Linked DNA regions of Homo sapiens: region 2 is linked to region 1. A link is an interaction called in ENCODE POLR2A ChIA-PET data of the cell type or tissue named here. Cell type or tissue: endothelial cell of umbilical vein. All regions are shown on one strand.

Region 1 (4,000 bases):
TGAAATCCTAGGCTGATCCTCCTTCTCTACCTCCCAAAGCGCTGGGATTACCGCCTTGAGCCCCCACGCCCAGTCTCTTAAACTCTGTTGACTCTACCTCCACCTCAGGACCCACCCCTGCCGTTCACCTGCAGGCTGGTTCCTTTCTCCCCGTCCGCCCCCCTTTTTTTCTTTCATTTCTTGCCCTCAGCCTTTGCAGAGTATCCAGCCCCACTGAACTTGGCCATGCCCTCCTGGTTCTGCCTTTCTTGGTGCTGTTCCTGCTGCCTGGAACATCCTCAGGTGTCCGTTCCTCCTTCTGGATCAGGCCCAGATGTTCATGTCATCTCTGCCCTTCCCCCACCGTGACATTTCCCCAGCCCCGAGGCGGAATGGGCTGTTCTCTCCCTCCCGGCTCTGTCTGGCTCTGCAGCCGAGGAACAGGTGTCACTCCTCCATCTCCCAGGAGCAGCCGGGGATCCAGCAGGCCTGTCCCTGTCCACGCGGGCTGTGGGATTCAAGGACCAGGATGAGCCGAGCCTGAACTCTCCCCTCTTTATCTCTCAGCAGATTCCAGAAACAAGAAAAAGGAAAGACAAAGGGAAGGGACGGGAGCCCTGGAGAAGCCCGACCCTGTGGCCGCCGGGTCTCCTGGGCTGAAGTCTCCCCAAGCCCCCTCGGCCGGGCCCCCTTATGGTTGGGAGCAGCTGTCCAAGGCACCGCACCGGGGACGCCCCTCCCTCTGTGCCCACCCCCCTGTCCCCCGAGCTGACCAGCGTCATGGCTGCTACGTGTGCGGGAAGAGCTTTGCCTGGCGCTCCACACTGGTGGAGCACGTCTACAGTCACACTGGCGAGAAGCCCTTCCACTGCACTGACTGCGGCAAGGGCTTCGGCCACGCTTCCTCCCTGAGCAAACACCGGGCCATCCATCGTGGGGAGCGGCCCCACCGCTGTCTGGAGTGTGGCCGGGCCTTCACGCAGCGCTCGGCGCTGACTTCGCACCTGCGCGTCCACACCGGCGAGAAACCCTATGGCTGCGCCGACTGTGGCCGCCGCTTCAGCCAGAGCTCTGCCCTCTACCAGCACCGGCGCGTGCACAGCGGCGAGACCCCCTTCCCCTGCCCGGACTGTGGCCGCGCCTTCGCCTACCCCTCGGACCTGCGGCGCCACGTGCGCACCCACACCGGCGAGAAGCCCTACCCGTGCCCGGACTGCGGGCGCTGCTTCCGCCAGAGCTCGGAGATGGCAGCCCACAGGCGCACCCACAGCGGCGAGAAGCCCTACCCCTGCCCGCAGTGCGGCCGCCGCTTTGGCCAGAAGTCAGCCGTGGCCAAACACCAGTGGGTTCATCGGCCCGGGGCCGGGGGCCACAGGGGCCGGGTCGCCGGGCGTCTGTCTGTGACCCTGACCCCTGGCCACGGAGACCTGGACCCGCCCGTGGGCTTCCAGCTGTACCCGGAGATATTCCAGGAGTGTGGGTGACGGCCTTAAAAGTGACTATCTAGACATTACGGGAGGCCCGAGATGGGCTCAGGGGCCCGAACCTCTGCGGCGGCCTGCAGGGAGGTCCCAGAATCTAGGGCAAGAGCTGGCCCTGGGGTGCGGACAGTCTGATCTTGGGCCCTTAGCAGCCTCCTCTGCCAGCACCTTGCTCCCCACTGCCCAGGGCTCTCCAAGGCCCCCTCTACTGAGGCAGGGCTGAGTTGAGAACCCCCAGACCTACATAAGGGGAACCAAAAGCTGTTTCTCAGCCCAGAGGTGCTAAGAGGACTGAGGTAGAGGAGAACCTTGTTTTACCCATTGTCTTTTTAAATTTTTTATCATTATTTTTATTCTTGTGACCCTCCCAGAACACAATACTCATTGTCTTTTTATTTATTTATTTATTTATTTCTGAGACAGCTTCCTGCTCTGTCACCCAGGCTGGAGTGCAGTGGTGTGAACAGGGCTAACTGCAGCCTCAACCTGCAGTGCTCAAGGAATCCTCTCCCATCAGCCTTCCAAATATCTGAGACTACAGGCGGGCAACACTACGGCCAGCTAATTTTTAAATTTTACATAGAGATGAGGTTCTCACTGTTGTCCAGGCTGGTCTCAAACTCCTTGGCTGAAGTGATCCTGTCGTCTCGGCTTCCGCAAGTGCTGGGATTACAGGCGTGAGCTACCACCATGCCTGGCTTCCATTGTCTTTGTGTGTGTGTGTGTGTGATGGGGTTTTGCTCTTGTTGCCCAGGCTGGAGTGCAATAGCGCAATCTCAGCTCACTGCAACCTCTGCCTCCAGAGTTCAAGCAATTCTCCTTCCTCAGCCTCCCAAGTAGCTGGGACTACAGGCACCCACCACCTCCATTGTCTTTTTACTGCCCAAGTTAAAATCCTGTGACTGTGTACTGGATCTGGCCTGCGGTTGTCATATTTATTGATCTGAGTCCAGGCAGTGTTTTTAAGTGATATGAGTTAGTAGTGAAAATTGAAAAGGATATTTTACAACCAAATACAGGTTTTCTGGTGTCTTTTGAAAAATCCAAAGATTTGGCAACTCGACCTAGGCTCCGACAAAACCACAGTTGTTGGGAGCTGAGCCGGAGCCAGAACTCACAATTCACCGTGGCCCGGCCACCCATCCCCACCACTCCCGTGGGCTCCTGACCAAGCACCACGTGCCATTCATCATGGCTTGCTTTTAGTGTTTTTGGTGTTTATCTTAAAGTACAGCGAAGAAGAAAGGGAAGTATTTCTTAGACCCATGTCTCTGTCCAAATAGGCCTTTCCATCTGGCATTTCCCGCTCATTTATATGACTTGCTGAGTTCCTATGGTCATTTGAGTTTGCAAACAGTGGTCTGTAGCACTCAGGTTTTCTGGAGTTGGAGAGAAAGGGTGGCAAGAGAGAAGTAAAAGTTGGTTTTATTTTAGATCTTTGCTTGTATTGCATTTTATGGTTTACAAAGTACTGTCTCTTCCATTGAATCATTTCACCTTCATAAGTGCTGAGAGAAACCCCTTGGTTGAAGAGGACAGCCTGGTCAGGAAGAGGCAGTCAGGACTGCCTTTCATCCCAAACCAAGGGGTGTGTCCGCCATCAGCCAACAGGCAGTTCCTGTTTTTGAATGGGAAGGTTTTGAGAGCTCCCTCCAGTCTTCTTTGGGCCTCCCTGAGATAGCCACATGCCTCAGGACTTCTTAGCCCTCCTAGACCCTGCCAGGAGGGCCTTATCACAGTTTTGAACTAGAAGAGATCTTCACTTTCCTAGGCTTTTACAGTTGGAGACACTGAGACCAAGGAGGGCTAAGCAGCCTGTCCAGGGTCACACAGAGACCCCAGGGTTCTTAGCTGACTGCTGACTTTACCCATCACTCCTGAGGCCTTCACTGGTGTCTCAGCCAGGGTTTTGCAGGCATCTGCCCCTCCCTGTGATAACACCCAGCCCTGACCTGGATGGGGTCAGACTAGCCCAGCATCAGTGAAGCCCACGTACCAGATGAGTTCTGACAAAGTGGCCATGTGACAGATCAGGTCAACTCAGAATCCAGGCAACGAGGAGAGTCCCAAGGCGCACAGACCTTGCATTTTTCCTCTGTACCATCATGGGCAGAGCGGGGTAGGCCAGGAACACCTGGTGTTAGATTAGATTTGTAGCCAGGGGTGACTACCCATCTGTATCCCCAAGCTCTGCACAGAATCCCCACCCCCATTATCCATCTACCACTAATTCCTTTGTGGGCAGAGTCTAGCCATGGGCAGCCCCTGCCCTGCTCCTGGTTAGGACAACATCTCCCTGAGGAGAGCAAGGGCCTGTGACCTCTGCTGGCCTATGCAGAGTCACCCAGCTCAGCCCTGTGTCTGGCCTACCCAGGAAGGAAGAAACCAGATTAATCAACCTGGAAGGAGGTAGAAGTTTTGGAGAAAAGACACTGTTCCGGTGTCAAGTGAAGTAATGAACTGACTTTATTCCAACCTCATCTCCAATCCGACCCCACCAAGGTCTCTCTCTCCTTCAGCTTTTCTGGGGCGGGTTGACT
Region 2 (4,000 bases), 160 kb before region 1:
TTGGAGAGCCTGCAGCGGATAACATGCTCGTACTTTTTGGGCATCTGCTTCTCAACATCCACCTTAACTCGGCGCAGTAAAAAAGGCCTCAAAACCTAAAAGCAAATTAAGCTGGAGGCTAAACAGGAGAACTCAGGCACCGAGCCCCAGCCTAAGCCCCTCAGCAAACACTAATGGAGTCATACGGCACACCATATCAGACACCAACCACACAAAGATGAGTCAACTGCAAGCCCTCAAGGGATCTGCTGTCTGCTGAAGGAGACAGACACAAAATGATACCATGACACAGGAAGTGATATAAGGAAGCACTGTGGGCAGACCAACTACGCAGAATAGAAAACTCAAACTAGATTTTGAGGAGTAATTGTTAAGTTTACAAGATGATGCAAATAAATCTAGAAGATGAGGAGAATAAAAACTGTGGCCTTGACAGGAGATAAAACAAAAGGCAAATCTGTAATCTCAGAAGATAAAATCTAATAGGACACAGTCATCAATGTCTACAGTGACACGGAAGAAGTAAAGGAACAGAGATAAATGAAGGAAAAGTAATAGTTAAGGAAGACTTCCTGTTTTCTTTTTTTTTTTTTTTTGATACAAAGTTGCGCTCTGTCACCCAGGCTGGAGTGCAGTGGCGCAATCCTGGCTCACTGCAAGCTCTGCCTCCCGGGTTCATGCCATTCTCCTGCCTCAGCCTCCTGAGTAGCTGGGACTACAGGCACCCGCCACCGCGCCCGGCTAATTTTTTGTATTTTTAGTAGAGACGGGGTTTCACCATTTTAGCCAGGATGGTGTTGATGTCCTGACCTCGTGATCCGCCTGCCTCAGCCTCCCAAAGTGCTGGGATTACAGGCGTGAGCCACCGCGCCCGGCCGACTTCCTGTTTTCTAGCTTAGTTTACCGAATGATAGTGATTGACCAAGATGAAGTAGAAATAACAGGCTATAAGGCCAGAGATGTCTAGCTTAGAACAGTGTTGAGTTCAAGAGGAACTCTCAATTAATGATAGCAAATCAGAAATTTAAATACAGGTCAAGTGATCTAGAAAGTCAAGGAATTTTAGTACAGACTGGAGAGTCTTTATCACATAAGAAATAGTCAAAGCCTTAGGAATGAGTAGGCCTGTGAGATATGCAGACTGAGAAGACAAAAAAAGTAAAGATCAGAATGCTGAAAGATGTTGTGATTTAAAAGTTGGGCGAAAAAGGAAGAGCCAAAGAAGACCAGAGAGAGAAAACACCAACAATATGAAGTTGAAGAAATCCAAGCAGGGATCAATCAGCAGTACCATTCTACTCAAAGACAGTAAGGACAAAAACATCACCATTTAAAAAAAAACAAAAAACAAACAGGCTGGGAACGGTGGCTCACACCTGTAATCCCAACACTTTGGGAGGCCAAGCGGGGGCAGGGCGGATCACTTAAGGTCAGGAGTTCGAGACCAGCCTGGCCAACATGGCGAAATCCGCCTCTACTAAAAATAACAAACATTAGCTAGGCATCGTAGTGCAGACCTGTAACCCCAGCTACTCAGGAGGCTGAGGCAGGAGAATCGCTTGAACCTGGGAGGTGGAGGTTGCAATGAGCCAGATCACGCCACTGCACTCCAGCCTGGGTGACAGAGAGAGACTCTGTCTCAAAAAAAAAAAAGCCCGGCACGGTGGCTCACACCTTTAATTCCAGGATTTTCGGAGGCCGAGGCAGGCAGATCACGAGGTCAGGAGATCGAGACCATCCTGGCTAACACGGTGAAACTCCGACTCTACTAAAAATACAAAAAATTAGCCGGGCGTAGGCCGGGCGCGGTGGCTCATGCCTATAATCCCAGCACTTTGGGAGGCCGAGGCAGGCGGATCATGAGGTCAGGAGATGGAGACCATCCTGGCTAATACGGTGAAACCCCGTCTCTACTAAAAATACAAAAAATTAGCCCGGCGTGGTGGTGGGCGCCTTTAGTCCCAGCTACTCGGGAGGCTGAAGCAGGAGAATGGCATGAACCTGGGAGGCAAAGCTTGCAGTGAGCCAAGACCGCGCCACTGCACTCCAGCCTGGGCGACAGAGTGAACTCTGTCTCAAAAAAAAAAAAAAAAAAATTAGCCAGGCTTTGTGGCGGGTGCCTGTAGTCCTGGCTACTCGGGAGGCTGAGGCAGGAGAATGGTGTGAACCCAGAAGGCGGAGTTTGCAGTGAATGGATATTGCAACACTGCACTCCAGCCTGGGCGACAAAGCAAGACTCAGTCTCAAAAAAAAAAAAAAACAGAATTGATGACTAAGATGAGGTCACTCAATCTGGCAATGGGTTAGTCACTAGAACACTGCAGCTTGACAAAGGAGTTTAGCCTGGCACTGACTTCCCTCTCCCCAAGGGTTTCCTGGGCACTGCCCAGGTGCTCAGGAATGGTTCCTTACCATTCCCAATACCCTGACAAACTGTTGCAGGCCCTACCTTGTGGAGGCGTTTGACTAGACCTTCATTATACTCTTGGCTGCCCTCAATCATGCCAGTTAGGGGATTAGAGAACCACTCCTTGAACTCGCGATGAGACTGGAAGACATGGGGCATCAAAAAGTGCATCAAGGACCACAGCTCCATGAGGCTGTTCTGCAAGGGAGTTCCTGTCAGGAGCAGGCGTCTCTGGCTGCAAAGAGACAGAGAGAATCAGAGAGAGTATGGTCAGCAAGCTCCCAACCTTCTGAGCATTCTGATACATTCCTCAACCCAGGCAGCCCTCCCTTCTAGCCAAGTCAACCCTCCCATGAATCCCCATCTCCATCTCCACCTGTTGAAGTTGAGGAGTGACTGCCAGCGCTGTGACTTGAAGTTCTTGATGTTCTGCGCCTCATCCAGAATGAGATAGCGCCAGTTCTTGCGACGGAAGGCCTGGTGGTCCTGCAGCACCAGCTTGTAAGATGTGATACACACATGAAAGGCATTGGGCTTGGTCCAGCCCTGAGGGATCAAAGACAGAAAGTAGCAGATAGTGGGATGAAAAGAAGAGAGCAAAGGGAAGACATGCTAAACTCCTCAAAGGACAGTAATCAGGTTGGAAGAAAAGAGAAAGTCCCAGCAAAAGAATGGAGCGACAGAAAGAGGAGGGGCCTGGGTGCGGTGGCTCACAGCTATAGTCTCAGTACTTTGGGAGGTTGAGGTGGGAGGATCTCTTGAGCCCAGGTGTTCAAGGTCAGCTTGGGTAACATAGTGAGACCCCATCTTTATTTTTACAAAAAATTAAAAAATTTTTTTTAAAAAAGAAAGAGGAGAGAAAGGAATTCACCTGAGGAAAGGGCTTAAAAATAAAGGAGGCATCAATGGGAGGAAAGTGACCACATGAAACATCGAACCTGCCGCTTGAGCTTCCTCTCTTTCTGGGCTCCATAGTAAGTGAGGATTTTAAAGCTGGGGCACCACCGTTTCAACTCCATCTCCCAGTTCAACATCACGCTGGTGGGAACAATGATTAAATGGGGACCCCAGTTACCTGTTAGGCAAAAAAATCAGAGATGGTAAGGAAATGTAAATTCTGTGGTTCTGATTTCTCAGTTATAACCCTGGCCACCCTTTGGCCCTTCCTAGGAATCCTAGCACCTACACTGTCCTCTCTATACAGTTAATGACCGGAGTCAATAAAGCAAAAGTCAATGAAGCTGGAGTCATCACTGAACAAGCTCCCAGGGAGCTAGACTAGGGGGAACAAAAGAAGGGGCCTTGCCTACTTACCTTTCTCACAAGCCAAGTGGGCAAGCAGAGAGATGGTCTGGATGGTCTTCCCAAGCCCCATCTCATCAGCAAGAATGCCATTAAGCTTCTTCTCATACATGGTAACCAGCCAGTCTAGCCCAATGTGCTGGTACTCCCGGAGCTGGCCCCGCAGAAGCAGGGGAATGGGCGTCTTTACCTGTCAGAGAGGAAATATAGGTAACACAATGGAAATGAGGCATTTGTTGTGGGGACATGAGAAAGTCAAGACATGAGAAAGGAGAGGCCAGAACCTGGGGA

What was found. ChIA-PET counts read pairs that join two places held together with the same protein. Peaks named below come from ENCODE experiments on the same cell type or tissue, not always from the same donor. Only the 100,000 strongest peaks of a DNase experiment are listed, where the experiment ranks them.
Region 2: POLR2A ChIA-PET joins it to region 1 with 6 read pairs; 3 of 35 experiments call an interaction of 5 or more read pairs at or near these places.

The regions. Positions count from the first base shown.
Region 1 is chr16:30,552,657-30,556,656 of GRCh38, reverse strand. It overlaps ZNF764 (zinc finger protein 764), which reads left to right. Exons shown (of 3, transcript NM_001172679.2): 3 at 550-2,893. The coding sequence ends at 1,463. Among named protein-coding and RNA genes, the nearest start is that of ZNF764, 3.7 kb to the left of the region's middle. RefSeq lists an enhancer at 2,752-3,251. In endothelial cell of umbilical vein, no CTCF peak of the experiment used is centred here; no DNase peak of the experiment used is centred here; H3K27ac peaks cover 816 bases.
Region 2 is chr16:30,712,161-30,716,160 of GRCh38, reverse strand. It overlaps SRCAP (Snf2 related CREBBP activator protein), which reads right to left. Exons shown (of 34, transcript NM_006662.3): 13 at 3,722-3,899; 14 at 3,346-3,482; 15 at 2,784-2,953; 16 at 2,450-2,642; 17 at 1-95. Among named protein-coding and RNA genes, the nearest start is that of SNORA30, 3.6 kb to the right of the region's middle. In endothelial cell of umbilical vein, no CTCF peak of the experiment used is centred here; a DNase peak (open chromatin) is centred at 2,310; H3K27ac peaks cover 582 bases.